Regions from separate parts of the Mus musculus genome. Here region 2 is linked to region 1. A link is a loop called in an ENCODE intact Hi-C map of the cell type or tissue named here. Cell type or tissue: heart. All regions are shown on one strand. Links, peaks and the distances in the headings refer to the core of each region. The heading gives the core; the rest is flanking DNA.

Region 1 (10,066 bases), core at 1,218-9,217:
CCCAGGCCACAGTCCAGTCTGTCACCTTCAGTGACAATGCAGTGGCCTCCTGACTGGTCTCTGCGTCTCCTTATGATCTCCTGCTGCCCCAGCAGGCATCATCTCAGGTGAGTCATTTATCTGCTTGGGATCCCGTGGTGTGTGTGCCTTCATTGAGGGAAACAAACAAAACCTTTACAATAGTAGGGCGGGGCCAAACTACTGTGCCCATCCCCCAACCTTACAGTCATATTTTGTAGTTTTGTTTTCCAAAACAAAATTATTCTAGTGGATTCTTGTTCAAGGTAGTCTCCTGCTTTCATGGTAGCTCTTTCCTCATTCAGGACCACTCCTAATCTGACCACTTCCTTCAAGGCTTTGAGCCAAAGACCCCACTGCTAGTGCCCACCTGCTCATTTTAGAGAGCATTGTTCAGATCCATGAGGGCAGAGGCAAAGAAGAGGCAATGGAGTGTGAATTCATTCTTTTAACATGAGGAATTAATGTTCTAAATCATGGAGATTAGCTATACCATAGGAAAAATCATCCCGGCCCACGGTGAGGCTGTAAGGTCACACTGTCTAGTGATGTCACTGCTGTCACTTTGTGCGAGCACATTACACAGTGTTTATAATGATGATAGAGTTGCCACGCTGTGCAGCTCTCTGATCATAGTCTATTGTTAAATGTTGACACATGATCTCATTATGAATTGACCAATCAGGGACATGAGTATGGCCTAGGAGCCGTGTGCTAGACATGGTTCCATAGCTGGTGGTGTAAAAGTGAAAATCTCTGTATTCATGTGTGTCATCTTTAAGAATGAGGAGAAGTGAAGACAGCACAGCAAACAGAAGGTCAGTGTGTGTGGGGTGTGGGGCACACACATGACCACAGCAGGCTGCGACAGGGAAATGTCAGATGGGAATTCAGATGAGCCCGGGGTTGGGATAGCTTGCATTCTGGAAGTAGGCGACCATTTTGCCATGTACAGGAAGGTGAGCTCCCTCCAACATCCACTACCACCAATGGCTACTCTGAGGGCAATGGCTAAGATTGTGTGCACATTTATGTACTATAACCTACTGAGTCCATTTGCTGTCACTACGTGGTTAGGGCTGACCATCAGACATGCCTTTTAGAATGCTAGGTTCCAAAGAAACTTGGGCTCTGTAGATTTCCGTAGAGACAGAGTTGCCCTTCTGCCTTGCGTGTTCCTTCAGGAACATTTCATATTTCTGCCTGTCTCAGATGCTGAGGAACCCAGAGTTCCACTCCTCTGCAGCCTAGGGTTCCTCGTGGAACCTGAGTTGAGTCTGTATGCAAGAGATTGCATGTTAAAGAGAGTTGATGCTGAAAACTCTCTCTCTCCCGGAGCTGGGATTTTACTAACCGTTCCATCGTAGACTTAAAATGTAGCCTTCTAGGAAAATTAATTAGAGAGTGAGTTCCATGTATAACAGGCACCTGAAAAGAGAAGGTTCAAAGAAACAACCATCTGCCAGAGCCCTATGCAAACTCTCCGGGGGTTTTTTTTTGGGGGGGGGTGAGGTGGGATGGGGGCATTCTTCTGGTCTTTTCCATGAGGTCATGGATCAGGCATTGTTTGAAGCTTTCTAAACTTCAGCATATGCACTTCATGAATTCAGCAAGCTTTTTGAGCCAGGAGGGGATGAGATTGCCATTTCCCACTGGACAGACTGGGTGACCAGGAACACGCACATTAAGAGGTGAAGGAAGAATTTTTTTAATTAAAAAATTAAATTTTATACATGAATACTATATTTACATCTTTTCTATCCCTTACTCCCCACCTAGCTCTTTCGGTGTTCCTTCAAATTCCTTCTCAAATTCACAACTTATTCAAAAATATATATTCAGATATATTTATATATACACATATATCTGATTTGTATATATATGTACAATATATATATATCCATTTGTATATATATGTACATATATATATATATCCATAAACAGAACATACATTTGAACACATACACATGTTCTGATTTGTATATATATTGTATATATATCTCTCCATAAACAGAACATACATTTGAACACATACACATGTGAACATACATATAACATACTGAGACTGTTTGGTGGTGTTGCTGGTATGTATGTAGTTGTGTTTGGGGCTGACCACTTGGGATAGGATGTCCTATCAGGGAAACTGTCTCTGGTGAAAAATGATTCTTCCTCTCTTAACAGCTACTGGTTGCCTGTAGCTCTTCATTTAGGGGCGGAGCCTTGTGAAATTTCCACTCCCAACCTGGCATATCAACTGCCATTGTCATCGTGAAGGTCTTGCTTAACTCATGGGTACAGCCTCCCTGTCACATCTAGGAGGAAACTATCTAGCAAGTAAGGGTCCTGGTCCTCTGGCTCTCATGTTTTGTCTCCTGCATTTTTCCTGAGCCTCAGGTTGGAGGGGTTGCATTGTGGATGTGGCTAGGCGCCCCACAGTCATTGCTCTCTGCATTTGAATGTGTGGTGGATCTCTGTAATAGTGTCCACATGTTGCAAAAAGCTCTTTTGATGAGAGGCGAGAGCCATATTGGTCTGTGGGAACGGATAACCATGAAGGAGGTAGGAATTCTACTCGTTTTTGAGAATGACAGTGGTAGGTTCCATGGGCTGCTAGGTTCATGGGTACTTGGCTACATTTATAGCACCAGGAATGAATTCTCTCCTATTGCCTTAAGTCACTTGGGAAGGTATTGGTAACCCCCAAGATAAAAATGTCACTGCTGCATTCTTGATGGCATCTTGCTGGTCTAGTCATTGTTGTGGTGCGTAGGCTTCTCAGCTAGGGAGGACTAGTCGTTGCTTTCCTTTGACAGCTTGCACAGTACCTTCCAATACTATGAGAGCTACTTCTTCAGGGTGTCTTCATAGTCAGACAAACAGACCAAATAGGCTCTCAGTCCCATCATTCAATAAGCCTCTTCTCAAAGAGCTTCAGCCTTGAGCTCAGGTTTGCTGTAAGTGGTCTCCTTGCAAACTCTTTTGCTTTTTAATCAAGACCTGCCCGTGAGAAATATTAACTCAGATGATTTAATAAAGCCACATGCAAGGCTTTAATGATAGTATTCGGCTGCCTGATCCACCCCTCAATTCTCCCATCATATGCCAACTCTATTTAAAGAAGCCCATGTGTGATTGCAGAGCTTGTGAGAAACTTCCAGAGGAGGCCAACCTCAGGGTTTTTTTTGTAGCAGATCACTTTTGAAACCAAAATTCTCCAAGAAAACTCTTAGTTCTCTGTGCCAACTTTCCTTCTGGTTAGAATGTCCTCTGCCTTAGTGTGAAAATTCTCAATGTATTATATAGACTGAAGGAGCCCCTCAGAAGAACATGGCCCAGTGTGGGGAGAATTTGGGGTTCAAGAACTGGATGGGCACTGGGAACTTCTGGGGGCTTTGGATTCTGTTTCCTCATCTTAGTACTAGGCACACAGGTGTGCTTTGCTGCGAACACATTACACTCTAGTCCAAAGCGAACAAAGAAAGAGGAGTACAAATTCAGGGAACTGCTTGCCCAGGACGGGACAGACAGGAGGACAGCAGCAGAAAGAAGCGTGGTGGGGTCTCTAAGGCTGCTTCTCGGGTTTTGGTTGGGTGCCCAGATTCCTGTTACGCTTCGTAACTCACACATGTTTTACAAATATCCTTTTGTGTGAATCAACTGTTTAATATTAAGCTATATGAAGGCAAAGATGGTAGATCCTGAAGAAGCCAACAGTGACTCTTGCTCACCCATTTTACCAGTGTCGAGGAGCCTGGGTGAATATCAGAAGCTCTCAGAACCGTGTCCCCCTGCTTTCCTGGGAAATGGGATTGCCACACACAGTAACAGAGCTGAGATCCCGAATACATGTCACAGCGTGTAGTGTTGCGAGCACACCAACAGATCGATACTCAACTGTCTTGAAAGCGGATGGGACAGGAGAGGGAGTATTGGGCAAACCTCAGAGAGGAGTGAGGTGGGTGCCATCAGTACCTAGATTTCTCCCTGCTTCTAATTAACCAAGTCCTGGAAGGTGTAGTTGAGGAATGTTCCAGGGGAGCATGTGACTTCAACGTTTCAGAGAAACCCAGCGAGCACTGAGTAGCCCCCCTTTCCTGACCTTGCTCCCGCTCCGTGCTGTTGCTGACAACAAATTCCTACAGATGGATCTGACCTGCACAGGGACCCATCTGACGAGGGACAGAACTGAGGAGAGAGTACATACCAGACACATCCTGGTGCCTTGTGTCCAGACAGAGAGTCCAAGACCTAGAGATGTTATGTAAGCCCATTGAGCTCATATAGACTCAAGACTGGAACCTGGGCTCATAGCAGAGCCCCACATGCCTCCGTGACACCATCCGTTCTACAGTAGCTCCATCTGCCCTTTCCTCCTAGAGCTGTGGGAGCTTAAGGAGAAAAGATGGTAGCAACAGCCCAACAGAGATATCAGAGTGAAGGGGCTGGAGATAGGACCGGTTTCAAACCCTTGGGCCGTAAGGTAGGCAGGCAAGTGTGTTCATTATATTGCTCTGATTGGATAAGGATCTGGAAGGTGGTTTGGACATAAATAGCAAATTAGGGTAGCCTTTTAGGTGAAGAGGATGGCGAAGCCTCTTCACTGGCAACATTGGAGAAGAGCCAAGGTGGGAGGGGTGTGTTGTGTAGTATTTTCTGAAGCCCACATCTGGTAGGAAGACAGGCAGCTTTGGGCCTAAGCCATCGGGAAGCTAGGGAGTGGGTTGTGAACAATGGGACATCATGAAGAATACATTTCTTCTATTTTGTAATACTTCAGAGAGGCGAGCCTGACGGTGGTTGGCATGCTGGAGACTGGAGACTGGCCTTCCAAAAGGATGTGCCCGGCTGGGTAGCTTCATGGAGTCGGCATGAGTCCCTCCAGAGAGGGCTCCGTTTCCACTGGTCACATGAATGCTGGTTTTCAGATGTGGAAAGTTGAGTCATGGTTCAGGCTTTTAGAGCGTTCTCACTGTTGGCTGTTCCTCCGTCTTTGAGATAGAATCTCCACTTCCATTCCATGGCTGTTCTCCCCTCCTTCTTCTGTGTTCAGTATCTGACCCCACCCACTTCCGAGAGACCAAGGCTCTCCATGGATTTCATCATCAGTGCTGGCACTGTTCGGTTGGCACGGTGCTCCAGGCTAACCTCTGTCCTACTGTTATGGGACAGAACTGCAGACATTTCCTCCCCCTGCCATGCACTTCAGAGATGCTTGCTCCTCTCCCCACCTCCCGGTCCCCCCCCCCCCCCCCAGTGGTCGGCCCCTCTATTTGCATAATGGCAAGAAAGCAATACTGCCACCTAGTGGGAGCTCAGAATGTGACCTTTGACTCTCCTGACCTAAGTGCTTAGTTGTCATTAATATTTCAACAGATGGATACGCTGGGCACAGTGTTCTTACTCCAGCACACCTTCTGATGAGCTACCTCGTGTGCACGGGACTGCATCTTAGAAGCAAGTCCGGAGACAGCTGACTTTTCCTTACTGGTGCCTCTCAGCAGTCCAGTGAGGGCGGGACTTGAATTAGTTAATAATGATATAACTTACAATGTAAGTTAATGAATAATATACTCAATAATATGCAATTTATTTTGTATAGGATTATTTTTAACTGTCTTACTGTCATAAAACTCAAATCACATCCCTCACTTAGCTTGCTGCGGAGGTTTCTCTTCTTGGACTCAAACCCAGAGCCATGTAGCTGCTGAGCAGTGACTCCACCTCTGAGCCACAGCTACAGCCCTTGGTTTTTGTGAGACAGTTTTTGGCATGTTACCCAAGCTGGCTTCCCAGTAGGCCTTCCTGCCACCGGTTTCTGAATGCTGAGATCGCAGGCACATACAACCAGAAAAAGTACAAAAACTCCATTTTCTTAGGCTTTGGCATGTAGTAGCACACGGGAGATCTTGTTCTATCTCTGTTCCCTGCCATTGCTCTCTCAAATGGATGACTTTCAATGAAATTCCAAACAGCCCACATTGTTTCTGTAAATATATCTGGGTCTATCTCAAAAGATAAGGGTATGTCCAAAAATTGCATAAGCCACAAAGGCATCTTCACACTTTAAAAAGCGCAGGTGCCTTCGTATCATTGGTCTTTAATCTGTTCAGACTTTCCCAGTTGCCTGACACACTGTTATCATCTAAGGCTGTTTGGTGTTGACAATGGCCCTTCGTATTGGGTTTGGTTAGTGCTCTCCGTGATTCATTTTGTCCTCACGTTTCTTCTTCTTCCTGTTCGTTTGTTCTCGGTCTTTTTCTTCTGTCAAAGAAGCGAGTCATTTGTAAGGTTTCCCATATCTTTAATTCAGCTGATCACATTCTCACAGTGTCTTTGAACCTGTTTCTCTGTCCCTGTATATCTTACAGAGCAGTGGTGACTGCCAGGACTTGTGCCAGTCAGACTTGATGTCTTGACCAAAAGGGCTGGGACTCCTTGAGTCAGGTCAAGTAGTGACTCAAGACAGGATGGCCATTAGCTCTTGGACAGAAAGCGATAATTCATGTTTCCGATTTGATTTGCTCTTTCTAGGCACGGGTAGAAAACAAGAGTCATGCTCCAACCCCAGATGGTTGGTGGCAGGGCTGAGCTGACATCTGATCCCCCTGGGATGCTCATTTTCCCCATAGGTCTTGTCCTTCTCTCAAAGTGGTGCGCCCTTGCTTGCTTCCTTGAAGGAGTGTGTCTCCTTTTAAGCCCATTTGGCTGTGGGCACTGCTGGGCCACTGAGGACAGCTTGTCTGTCACAGCTCAGGTGACAGGAATGCCAGAGCATGTGGTGACCTTGCCTTACTGCTCCCGCATCCCACCCAGACCCAGGCGTCCAGCTTCAGTCATGTTTTCTTGCACAAACATACTGAGTTTACCTATGTCTCTGAACAGTGCCTTCTTTCATCTTAAAATGGGAAGCGTGTGTTCCCTGTTTTCTATTGGTCAGACAGTAGTGCCTAGGGCTGCCCACCACTAGCCCATATGTAACTTCTGCACCAGCGTGATAATAAAACAACAAAGACTTGATCACAACACTAACATCTTGGTTCAGGTGAACACGTGAATTCCCTTGGTCTTTCAGAAATATTAAACTTGGTTCTTCCTCATCTCTTTCCTGAGGTCACTGGAGGCTGGGGTGCCACAAGGTCAGGATATATTATTATTATTATTATTTATTATTATTATTATTATTTAACTCATCATTGGAAAGGATCACAGGTGATGGCTCAGAACAGGACTTGGCCATCCCTCCCCTCAAATTCCTTTGCTTAAAAACAGTATTCTAAACCCTAGATAAGTGGTATCTCTTCTCTGAATCAATAGTGAATAGAAATGAGGCTGGAGGGAGTCTTTGGTTATATATGTTCTTACATCCCATATAAGGAACTCACAGTGGTAAGGACACAACAAAGAGTGGGTATCTTCATATAGGCAGCCGTTGGGGTGGGTGGCCTTTCTCTCCTTCAATTCGCCTTCTATAGTCTCCTAAACTGAGCCATGGGGGGGGGGGGGGCGGTAATTTCTTGACTCTGCTACTAAAGCTTCAGTGAGCCTCCTCCTGTCCTTCATCTAAGTCCTCTGACACTAGCCCACCGAGAAGTCACAGGCTTAGCTGGCCACTTTCTGGAATGTACATTGATTTGGGGGACCAAACGTAGGGGCTTTCTTAGAGGTGATGATATATACATATATTCACACATACACTCACACTGGCATACACATTCGTATATACATACTTACACACAATTACACACGCACTCTTATATACACACTCACATCCATACACATATACTCTCTCTTTCACACACACACACACACACACACACACACACACACACACACACTCTCATTCACACACTGGCATACACACCCATATAAGCATACTTACACACACACACTAACACACACACACACTCATTCACACACTGGCATACACACCCATATAAGCATACTTACACACACACACTAACACACACACACACACTCATTCACACACTGGCATACACACCCATATATGCATACTTACACACACACACACACTCTCACATGTACATCCAGTCATACACACTCACAGACAAGTGCACACACTCACATACACCCTCCCTCCCAAGGCTTTAACACATCCCTTTATTATTGACTCTGCCTTTGGGAACAGAAAAGCACGGCTGGGTAGTGACTTAGGATCAGATTCTGAGTCCCAACCTGGTAGTGACTTGGTGGCATTGGGGATTGTGAGCCTCTGGCTCTTTATCTTGTAAATGGGCTGGCAGTCCCTATCCCAGTCCCAGCTTAGTTAATCTCAGTGGTGCAGCTCTAGCCTATGGCATGCATGGCATGTTTAATCAATGGTGGCCATTGTGGTTGTGGAAAGACAGAGTTGAATCTAGTCTCCATGGAAGAGGGAATGAGTGAGATTTGGGATAGAGGGCCAGTGTTTGCAGGATAATGAATGCTTTTGTTTGGCCCTTAGAATTGGGAGAGATGGTTGTTTTCCATGAAGTATTGGCATTTCTTTTTCAGAAACTATAAACAGCATTGAGATAATCAAGTCTCTGTCACATGATCCTTTGAATGTGTTTACGGTTGATTGTGTTATGCATGTATATGTATATGTATATGTATATGTATATGTATATGTATATGTATATGTATATGTATATGTATATGTATATGTATATGTATATGTATATGTATATGTATGTGTGTGTGTATACATATGTGCATGTATGCATGCATACACACATGAACTTATGCAAATAGGAAAGGGGAAGAAACTCTGGAAACCCCTACCCACCAGTCGGCATTTGGTTTCTGGCAAACCTTCACCTAGCCATAGTTTCCTCCTCTCTGAGTACAGAGAGCAAAGTGGGTTCGCAGCAGTTCATGAGAAGCACCCTCAGGTGACCTGTGACTTGTGTAGGTACTTCCTCTTCATTAACTCATTACATTTTGTCTTGGTGAATTTTGCTCTTACAATTTCAAGATAATCAATTTATTCCCATGCGCCTTCTCCATCCAAATCGAGTTACAAATATAACTAGTGCGTTGCTGGCCCATTGGGCACCATGCTCACAGGCCAGTGCTTGGCAGTCCTGGTCTCCTCTACCCCCTCCCCAGCCTGGCTGGGGCTGTTTGTTTGTTTTCAGTGGAAGCCCTGAGCGCAGGAACGACTTCCACCTCCCTTACACACAGCCACGTCAAAACGCTCTTTGTTTTCTGGTGGCAAAGGGCAAATGCTGGAGGTCTTCATTAGCCTGGTTAAGAATGCCAGTTCCCTAGGAGGCACAGTCCTGAGCTGCTGCCCATGGTTAGCCTTTTAATGTAAAAGAACAGCCATGTTGTGACATTACACAGACATACAGACACACACGCACATGCACACACACACACTCACTCACACACACACTCATATACACACATGCACGCACACACACACACACTCATACACTCATACACACACACACACACACACACACACACACACACACACACACATACACTCTCACATGCACATCCAGTCATACACTCTCACAGCCAAGTGCACACACTCACATACACCCTCCCTCCCAAGGCTTCAACACATCCCTTTATTATTGATTCTGCTTCTGGGAACAGAAAAGCACGGTTGGGTAGTGCTATTTGGGAAACAGAGCCAGATCCCAGACCAATAACTGTGACTTTTTTTTTTTTTTTTGCTTTGCTCAACTATGACCTCATGTAGAATCGCAGAATCGACATCTCTCTACATTTTAGACTGCATTAGTCACCTCTGATCACAAGGGATTTTGTTTGTTTCTGTTTTTCTTTCTTTTTGTTTGTTTGTTTGTTTTTATGCTACCTCCACTGATGAAAGTACAATAAGCCAGAATGCAATTTAGGCTTCCTGCTGGCCAGAACCAAGGTTTTCTGAGTTGTCTAGATGTGGGGATGCTCAATATTCACCCCGCCCCCCCCGGGTCATGTGTTTCTCTTGGTGTGGCTGATGGGCTACCACCATTAGTGTTTGTCAGGAGTAGAGTCACGCAGACTCTTAAGTCCTACCCCAGAGTCCCAGGGC
Region 2 (10,066 bases), core at 1,063-9,062, 150 kb after region 1:
GTTGCATTCCCAGAGCTAGGGTTACAAGTGGTTGTGAGCCACCCAACATAGGTACTGGGAGCCAAACTTATATCCTGTGGAAAAGCAGCAAGGACCAAAAAATACTGAGCCATCTCTCCAGCCCTGCTTTAAATCTATATGCTTAGGTGCATTCACGTTTCCCTCATTTTGATTGGTTGGTCTTTATTCCTTTTAGATAGGCTCTTATATGTTGCCCAGGCTGGCCTCAAACTCCCGAGCTCAAGTCATTCTTTTACTTACAGACACACATCCATCACTGTACGTGCTGGATTGGGTTTTTATTGTTTTGTAGCTGCCTGAACGTTCCTTATACTGTTATAGAGCTTCAGCATTATGGTGTACTGTGATTAAACAAATGGCTTTGATATTGATGACACACCTGGCTATGTGGTGTCATCAGCACCAGAGAAATCAGAGCAGAACGTCTGAGTTCATGGAGCTGAGAGGTCAGGTGAATATTTGCGGACATTCAAATGGGATTAGATGCCAGAATGAATTCGACGAGGAAAATGTGCTAAAACACCTTCCAGGAGCATCAGCTGGCTATCCTAAACTTAGACCTTGTATAAAGCTTCCGAGTTGATACCTTCTACTCTGCTTGGAACTGCACGTGGTATTCTGCATTGCCAGTGTTCCATTAGGGCGTAAGTTTGGGACACTCTGGGTCCCAAAGATTCTATAGTGAAGGCTTCGTGGCATGTACTGCTGCATAGGACACCTCTGTTGAGTTTTTATTCAAGTAGCACAGACAGGAAAATGCCCCTAAGGGTACAGCTTGCTAAATCCTCACAGAGCGCAGATGCTCAGCATCTAGAGGGAGAAACAGAGCAGGACTCATCCTGGGATGCTCCCTCCCAGCCCACCACCCTCCTGCATGCTTGACTTCCAAGAACAGAATATGTTTCCTTACTCTCCCGAGGGACACCATTGGTCACCTTGTCTTTTATACCTTGCTCATTTTCATTGTCGAGTTGCCTGTGGAAGACTGTATCTATCAGTCCTACTATCAGTGATGTGGTGGTTTTGGGTCCAATGGCTGTGCAGTATAAATGCCACGGTGAATATCGTAGCTTGTGGCGCTGGTGTGCAAGTATGTGTGCTACTGTTGCGTGTTTGCCTAGGAAGAGGACTCCTGAGTCTCAAAGTCCACAGCTGCACAGCCTTGGTAAATACTGTGTTCCAGGTGACCCATGGCTCTCGCCTGATGTCTGCAACCTGCAGTCACCACACACCCTTGCCAAACTAGGGGTTGATCATCTCTTTCCCGTTTTTTTAGCTGCTCTGATTTGTATATTTCACTTTTTAAAAATAATTTTGTAAAATATATTTAACATTGTATTTGCCATTTGAACCATTAAGTGTAGTGATGTTTAAGTATTCCCTTTTGGGAGCAGTCTTCACTACCATCCATCCTGGACAGATGGAAGCATCGTCCTTCCAAACAGAAACACCACAGCCTTCACTTACTTCTTTCCCTGTCTCCCCAACCCCTGGCAGCCGTCCACTGTCCCGCTCTGTCAGATTTAATTTAGTCACGGTGTTCGTTTGGTTGTAATTAGGTTGGTCCCTTTGTGTGGCATCCTTAGGTCGCTTCCATGTTGTAACGTGTTTCAGCATTTCCTATTTTTTAAGGCTGAATAGTATTCCACCGTGTGCAGACCGTGTCTTGTTTAGCTGTTGATGGGCATTTGAGTGATTTTCTTCCTTTAGATTACTGGGGTTAGTGCTGCTTTGAGTATTGTAGTACACAGTACCTGAGTCCCTCTTTTCAGATCTTTCACTGTGTGTGTGTGTGTGTGTGTGTAGCATGCTGTTTTTTGTTTGTTTGATTATTTTCTACTAAGAGTTTATTTTTTTTTAATTTTGAGTCTCCACTGGCCTTAAGTTCATATGTTGTCCAGGTTGGCTGGCACTTGCCATTCTCCTGCCCCAGCTTCCTAAGTGCTGAGAGAGCAGGTGTACCATGCTCTTACAGAGTCACCCAGGACCTCCTCCAGGTCTCGATTTCTGTTCCCCTGCTTGCATTTCTTTGTGCAGCTATTGCGCACTGTGGATTTTCATTTGGATGGCGCCCACTCAGGTCTTTCAGCCATTATCCTACGGGATTGTCTGTCTCTTTCCTATTGATCCACAAGAAGCCACAGATTTCTGGGTCTAAGTCTTTGTCGAACATATAATTGACTTACCTTTTTACTTCTTGAAAATGTATTTTTTGATGAGCAAAACTTCCCATCTAATGTAGTTGAATTGATCTTTTTCCTTTGCGGTTTGTACTTTTTGTGTTACAATTAAAATCGCATTGCCTGTTGCCTGAAGGCCAGAAGGATATACACCCTTGTTTTCTTTTACATTTTTCCTTTCAAATGGTGCTCTGTCCTTTCTTCCTTACTTGGGGTAGCGTTTTGACCCCAGGGTAACTAAGCTGCTTGTAGCACAGCATATTGCTTGGGCTGCTCTTGTTGCCTTTGATCAAGAGATTGGAGGAAGCACTTCCTTCTTTTATATACCATCCCTCCACTCCCCCCTCCCCTCCCCTCCCATCTCCTCCCCTCCCCTCCTGTCTCTTTTCCTGCCCTGCCCTGCCCTCCCCTTCCCCTCTCCTCTCCTCTCCTCTCCTCTCCTCTCCTCTCCTCTCCTCTCCTCTCCTCTCCTCCCTTCCCCTCCCCTCTCCTCTCCCCTCCCCTCCCCTCCCCTCCCTTCCCCTCCCCTCTCCTCCCTTCCCCTCCCCTCCCCTCTCCTCTCCCCTCCCCTCCCCTCTCCTCTCCCCTCCCCTCCCCTCTCCTCTCCTCTCCTCTCCTCCCCTCCCCTCCCCTCCCCTCCCCTCTCCTCTCCTCTCCCCTCCTCTCCTCTCCCCTCCTCTCACCTCCCCTCCCTTCCCCTCTTCCCTCCCCTTCCCTCCACTTCCCCCTCCTCTCCTCTCCCCTCCCCTCCTGTCTCTTTTTCTGCCCTGCCCTCCCCTCTCCTTTCCCTTCCCCTCCCTGCTGTTCTTCCCATCCCTCTCCTGCCCTGCCTTCCCCTTTTCCTCTCCTTTCCCCCCTATCCTTCTCCCTGCCCTCTGTTCTCCTCCCTTTTCCCCTTTCCCTCCCTCCTCTTCCTCTTCACTCCCCTCTCCTCTACTTCCCTTCCCCTCTCCTTCCCCCCCTACCCCTCCGCTCACCCTCCCCTCCTCCTTCCTCCCCCTTTTTTCATTTATCTTATTTCTCTTGTTTTGTTTTGACACGTGGACTCACGTAGCACAGGCTGCCCCCAAACTCAGTAAATAACTGAACCTGGCCTTGAACTTCTAATCCTCTGGCCTCTGTCTCCCAACTGCTAGGCTTACAGGCCTGAACTGCCATCCCATTTCAGCTCACACTTATTTTTTTTTTCGTGACAGTTGCATCTAAATTGTAGTTAGTGGGTTAGAGTTTTGCTGTTTTACAAAGGCTGAATCTGCAGCTTTGGAGGCCTTTCCACCACAGGGTAGCCACTGCTGTCCTAAGCTGCCAGCTGCTGGGGTAGTCACTCTGCACCCCATTCCTCCTGGAATACCCGAGGACTTCTCTCAGGCCCTTGGCTGTAGTGTAACTGCCTGCACACTCTCCTTCCTGCAAAGTGTCCCATTATTCTGGTTGGATATTTGTCAAAAGTCCCTTGTGTTTACTGTTCCTACAATGATCACATAATTGTGACTTAACCTTACAAAATAAAATGAGTGTGAGTGGTGTTTCTATGAAAACTGAGTTGAATGTGAAGAAGGGTTCGAGAAGAATTGCTAACAAAACTGAATTATGGGCAAGAGAACAATGAGGTACTGGAAGCACTGGTGATGAGTGTCAACAAGTGTGAGTTCACGTCACTCTATCAGCATCACCACAGAGATACTAACGTTGGAGGTCACACATGCTCTGTTGTCTACGAGAGGCAGTGTGGAGCTCAAAAGCAGAGGCCTTGAAGCCCGTGGCCACGTGGTATTGCTAAATGAGTGTTCATGCAGGCTTTTGTTTTCAGATAAATGTTACGAGTTTGAATGTATGTTGTCAGTTCAAGTACATAAAGTGGTTATTTTCCATCATCCTTTGAATGAATTGCATTTTATTGGCCTGGACAAATGAGAGAGGCAGAGGGAAGGCTCCTCCGAGAGGGGCCTTGAGCTATGAACATCTTTGAAGTAACATCTCATCCAAAAGTCAAACAGAAATATTAATAGTTCAAAATTCATATACAACTCCAAGTTTATAAATAAAATAATAATTTCCCCCAAAATCTTTCAACAAAGTCAGTGCATAACTGAACTTGAAATGACAGCCTGCCCCAGCTGCTGGGTCAGTCAGTGGACAGGTGGAAACATTTTGTGATTTAAGATGAGGCTGCCTTACCTCTGCCATGGTGCCTGACGATACCTGGTGAGGCTCAAGGTCTCAGGGGTCTTCACATGTGCTGCTGAGAGGACAGATCCACCATGCGAAAGGCTCTCTCTGCCGATGAGCTGGTACAACAGTCCACGAGCCAGCCTGCAGCCCTGTAGATGTGGCTTGGTTCTTACCTGAGAAGGTAGGCATTGAGGGCCAGCAATGCCCACCGTTCATGCCAAGGGCACCGTCCTGACCTGTCCCTCGAAGATGGGCATGTGCTCTGTACCCACCACAGACTCCTTAGGGGTTGGCTCTGCTAGTGTCTGCTTAAGATGCTAATTTATTGAAAACGGTGTTTGTTGTGCTCTCCTCCCCTCCCCCTGTGTAATAATGCAGTAACTGTGCCCAGGGCAGAGCGGGAGTGTGCTTAGAAAGTGAGGGAAACCTTTGGACCGGCTCTCAAATGGTGTTGAAACACCCAAGGATGAACCGCCTGAGTCACTGCTTTGGTGGCAGTGAGCCACAGGACTCACCCAGCAGTGAGTGCCTCTGCCCTCTGGGTCCTCCCCCAACATGTTTTCTGTTGAGAGAATCCAGGCATAAAAACAAAAGCCAAGACGTTGGCTCTCATGCCCCCTTGTGGCCAGACTTGGTGGACAATTTCAGGAAGTGTCGTCAGGTTTGTAAGCTCACAGTGCTGTGGGGAATGCAGCCCCACAGCGGCAGGACTCACTTCCTTTTGCGTCTTCTCTGAATTTTGTGTCCTTTCCCTTCCCTTACCCCTCTATGTGTCTTTCAGAAAGTTCTTACTACATACTGACCATGGGGCCCAGGTTGACCTTGAACTGTGGTCTTCCCTCCTCAGCCTTCCAAGAGCTGGGGCTACAGGCCTGTGGCACCTTGCATGCCTCATTGTTATATCTTAGCAGCTGAGCATCCTACAGCCACGTTTAGCTTGGGGAGATTTTTCCACTGGAATTGGGAAGGCTGTTTCCTAGTTCTGACAGATTTCCTCCAAACCACAGACTGTTCTTATTAAACAGGGCAGGAACCAAACCCACAAGTTCTGCTGATCTCATATGTGCATGCTGCAACGGGCATCTACAAACACCTGCAAGTCGTAACGTGCAATCTCCACATTAATCCTGAGTCAGACTTGGACATTTCAAGTTCCAGAGAACTTGAAATTAGGCTGTTTCTATAGGCTTATTTGGCAGTGACTCTTAAAAATGTGCTTTACAAAGCAGACAAACAACAACAAAAAACTGTCCATAATGACTGGGGAAAAAGATTCAACTCCTTTCAAACATTTCCCTTTAATTTATGTATCTGTTTTGTTTTTGGTTTTGATTTTTTTTTATTGAGATAGTCTCATTCTGGAGCGTTGGCTGGCATGGCACTCCCTATGGAACGCAGACTGGTCTTGAAGGCAAAGGGATCCTCCTGCCTGAGCCTCCCAAGTACTAGGATTATAGACATGGAGAGCCAACCCGATTTTGCATATAGTTCTATAATTGGACTTAAATAAAAACATATTCGCAGGTGTTGTAGCGAATCGTGTGACTGTCCAGCCTTAACTGCATCTGTTGGCCTGCATAGAACACCTACTGCTTCCTGTTTCAGGCTACACGCTATGGGTAACAAGACCTGACAGGCCCCACATTTTCAGTGGCTTGGGTTTACTCTTCTGGGGTGCATGTCACTGTTGTAATGACAGTCCCCATCCTTGAGTTCCTTCTGTGTGCTCTTAATGACAGTAGCTCACTGACTCTGCAGGGTAGATACCCACCTCTTCCTGACACCAGTAACTGAAGCTGAGCAGGTGACTACAGGAATCTGGACACAACACGGAGGTTCCATTGGGAGCTTCCCTCCTGCCACAGGGCATCTCTGTGACTCACAGTTAATGCCACTCAGAGGGCCCAGACTCAGTCTTCCTCTACTTCTACCGCCCCTAATTCTCTGTTCTTAACCATTCTAGGAATGAGGGACGATTGTCTCTGTTTACATGTGGCCCTGGAGATGACTGTAGTCCACATTGCCTAGAGCAGGGCTGCTGGGAGACAGCCTCCAGGGAAGGCTGCATAAATGGAGGGATGTGTGGACAGCCTGGCTGGAAGGGTTCTGTCTCTCAGTTCACTATCCTGTGGGTTTTTTTAGAGCAAGGATGACTGAATAGAGAAAGGACAGTGTGAAAGGGACATATCCCCAGCAACTGAGGGAACATATAAAAGCCAAGTATGTCCTGGGTGACTTGGAATCTATTTCTTTTATTTGCTCCATTCTGTCCCTGGGAGTCCCCTCCTTGTTTCTGTGACTTGACTTCTTGAACAGTTTTGGATAAGTCATTTGTCACCCACCAATCATAGCAGCAGCTGTTGATACAGTTAGTGAACTTTATGTGACTCTGATTGGCATCCCTTGCACACGTGGGGACTCATGCCTCCGTCCTTGTCACCCAGGCCACCCTTTCCTGGCTGAGGGGACCACAAACACACTGCCATGCCTTACTCAGCAGATTCCAGAACAAAATACACATGTGCACAAATAAATGTCCTCACTGTGGAGAAACTTGCTTTCTTTTCATCGGCCAGCTTTCTCTTGATGCTTTACAAGTGCCCAGAACATTTGGACTGAAACAGATCTTGAACCCCTGTGGGCACAGGCCAGCCTGCTCACCCAGTTGGGTCCGGCATGCAGCTTTCTGGTCACTCACTGAGTTCTCTGCCCTTGGCCTGTATTGTTGAAGCAAGTTTCTGGAATCTGGCACCATAGGCTCCCTGTATGCTAGCTCTGACCTCATCTAACCCCACTGCCCTGGTGAGATCTAACACAAAGCTCACGTGGCAGAAAGAGGAAGTGCCAGGCTGAACCTCTTCCCTGTGGTTTCTTCTAGAAAAAAAAAATAGTAGAAACAAATACCAAAGCTTGGGGATCCAGACCTCATGCATTAAGCCCTCTGAGCCTGTCTGTCTGGTCCCGTGGGCTGCCTTTAGGTGATGAACAGAGAGGGTATAGACACAGACAGTTGATATATAAGTGTGAAGTGTAATTGGGTCCTTCGATTTTGTTTTGGTGACTCTCTAGTAGTGGCAGACAGGAGACAGGTGTGTCTTCCTCTGGCTTCATTGCACCAGTCGCTGTATGATGTGTGGCTGTGCAGTCTCGCTGGCCTCAGGTGACCTCAGGTGACCTGCTTGGCTTCCCCCATCTCAAGCCGTGCTCTCCTTGAAAAGACATGACAGATGTCTAAGACTTTCAGAGCCGTTTTCTGACCAAGCCAGCTCAGTCAGTCAACAGGTTCTCCAAGGCAGGAGTGGGGATTAAAAAGAAAAAGAGACAATTAGACAATACTGTAGCATGACCCCAGCCAGTTCTGAAGCTGAAGCAGGTTTTTTTTTTTTTCCCAGTCTGCTTTTATCCCACTTTAATTACATGCAAAATGATAAGATCAGTTCTGGGTCAAGGGACAAGCAAGGCAATAAACAAAATCCTGTAAACACCATTTTTAGGGGCTAGTCAGGATGACCAAGACAAAAGGAATGCCACACATGCCTCAGCTGAGCCTGCTCTGAGCTTTGCATTAACTCAAGTGTAAATGTTCATAATCTGGGCCTATTTCCTCAGTCCTGACCAAAGTCAGACTCCTGTCTTGCTTGAGCTTACTTCTTCTGTCCTGGCCCGATGTCAGATTCCCACCAAGCATCTGGAAGCAGTCCCCCAAAAGACTACGCACATCTCCCCAGGTTTTATTTCATATAACCCATCTTAGGTCGTTCTGACAAGAATGCCTTCCTTACCCGTCATGGAAAGTGCATTATCCAGACCAATGCTATTCTGTCTTAGGTTGGTAAGGCTCCGTGCAGAATCTTACCTGTTCTTGGCTTACCAACCTGTTCAATTAATAACTGTACATGGGGATCCATTTTTAGTTCCAAGCCATGTATTTTAGCCACCAAAATATTGATGTTGTTAAAGGCAAGTTTTATCACAATGGCAGGAATAAAAGTATTCCCAGGATGAGAAGGGCTAGCATGACCAAGCTATCTATGCCAGCCTTGAAGCTTGACCAAAACATTGACCTCAGGCCATGAATAATTTTATCAGCAATATTAGCAGCATCAAAGCTCAGCAGAGCAGCATTTTTCAAAATCATCATCTCGGTATGCAAAGTTAAAACATCCAGAGAGGTGTTAGAATTATGCCAAATACCCTGAAAGCATCCTCGAACCTTTCCCCAATTATATTGACTATCATTGTAAAGTTTAAAAGTAACACAAATCCACTGATGTTTAGCATGACACTTGAGATGTCTCCTTTTAAACTCTGAACTTCCTCCCCAATAATTTGAATAGTATCACAAAGAGCATCAATCTAATGTTCCAAACGCCTATCTAAATCCTTATGAATACTCAGAATATTAGTAACATTTTTTTTGCTAAATGAATGTAGCTGTTTTAACTTCTTGCATCAAAGCAATAGCAGAAGCAGTGGTGCTAGCTTTTAGTGCAATTCAAGCTTCTATGCCAGCAACAATCAAGCCCACTATCCTATTGCTTCTGCTTAAAGCCTGACTCGCTTCTTTCAGTATTTGCAAGCGTTTTTCAGAGCACCAAGGTCATGTCATACTCACAGGCAATAAAACAAAAGCTGATTGATAAACCACCATAATAGGCATGTCAGATTTCAACACATTAACAAAACGAGAATGTGTACAATCAATACAACTCACATTAAATACAAAAGTTATTTTAACATGGCCAATTAATAAAAGATTGGGAGCCTTAACACACGCACTAAAACATGTTCAATCCAGGTCCTGTCCCAATTTTATCGATTGCTAGCATATCTTCATAAAGAACTGCAGCTAACTTCCAAATATGTCTCTGAAAATGTCCAGCATCAGCCTTCTAAATGAAGACTGTTATTTCCAATATTGGATTGATTTCTAGATCAGTCCATGATTGAGTCAGAATAGCTGGTCACATTAAAGCAAAGAGAAGAGCCATTATAAACTTCTCCTTTTGATTAATTTTTCTAAGTCAGTTTCCACATTCTCCACGTTCTCTGTCCCACAAGGTCTAAAAGCTTGCAGCAAGGCAGCTTGTCCAATCTGGGATATGGGCAAGCAAAGGTGGGTCAGGAACAGATGTCCAGTACAGCTTCCCAGTCGCCATTGTCAGGGCACTCAGCAAGCTCACAGGTCAGCACCATTCTTTGTCCCAGCATCAGCTTGTCTCACCAAACACTCTGGCAGCTACCACACTCCTTCAGCATCTTGCAGAAAAAACACAAACATGCCCTCTTCCTCATATTAACTACCTGATCAAGACCATGCCATGTGCCAGTATGTGGCTCCTTCCATTTCACCTAGGCATAAATATGCCTGGTTGTAGGGTGGCATAGACACTCAGAGAGTTTCTTGGCATACAAATTTTAAAAATTCAAATATAAAGAACATGATTTAAATAATTGTGAGGTGTATGGGATATAACTTCCCCTTCTTATTTATGAAGATATTGTTTTAAAATTCTACAATACCTGTTTCACAATACCTTGTCCTTGGGGATTATAAGGGATCCCAGTAATATGGGTAATATTAAATTATCAACAAAGAATCTCAAATGCTCGACTGCAATAGCCAGGTCCATTACCTGTTTTAATCTGATTTGGAACACCAAGCCAAAAAAAAAAAAAAAAAAAAAAAAACC

What was found. Hi-C counts contacts between places; a loop is a spot of excess contacts. Peaks named below come from ENCODE experiments on the same cell type or tissue, not always from the same donor. Only the 100,000 strongest peaks of a DNase experiment are listed, where the experiment ranks them.
Region 2: it touches region 1 in a loop (4-fold over the local background); 18 of 42 quality-filtered maps call a loop at or near these places.

Annotation. Positions count from the first base shown.
Region 1 is chr17:86,288,268-86,298,333 of GRCm38, forward strand. All of the region lies in intron 1 of Prkce (protein kinase C, epsilon), which reads left to right. Among named protein-coding and RNA genes, the nearest start is that of 2010106C02Rik, 6.1 kb to the left of the region's middle. In heart, for the core only: a CTCF peak has its summit at 5,346 (motif pointing left); a DNase peak (open chromatin) is centred at 5,054; H3K4me3 peaks cover 542 bases; H3K27ac peaks cover 1,558 bases.
Region 2 is chr17:86,440,114-86,450,179 of GRCm38, forward strand. All of the region lies in intron 2 of Prkce (protein kinase C, epsilon), which reads left to right. Gm30284 (a long non-coding RNA gene) reads right to left here and starts at 4,874. Exons shown (of 3, transcript XR_877087.3): 1 at 4,380-4,874. In heart, for the core only: CTCF peaks have their summits at 4,995 (motif pointing left) and 5,202; DNase peaks (open chromatin) are centred at 4,918 and 7,178; H3K4me3 peaks cover 687 bases; H3K27ac peaks cover 2,047 bases.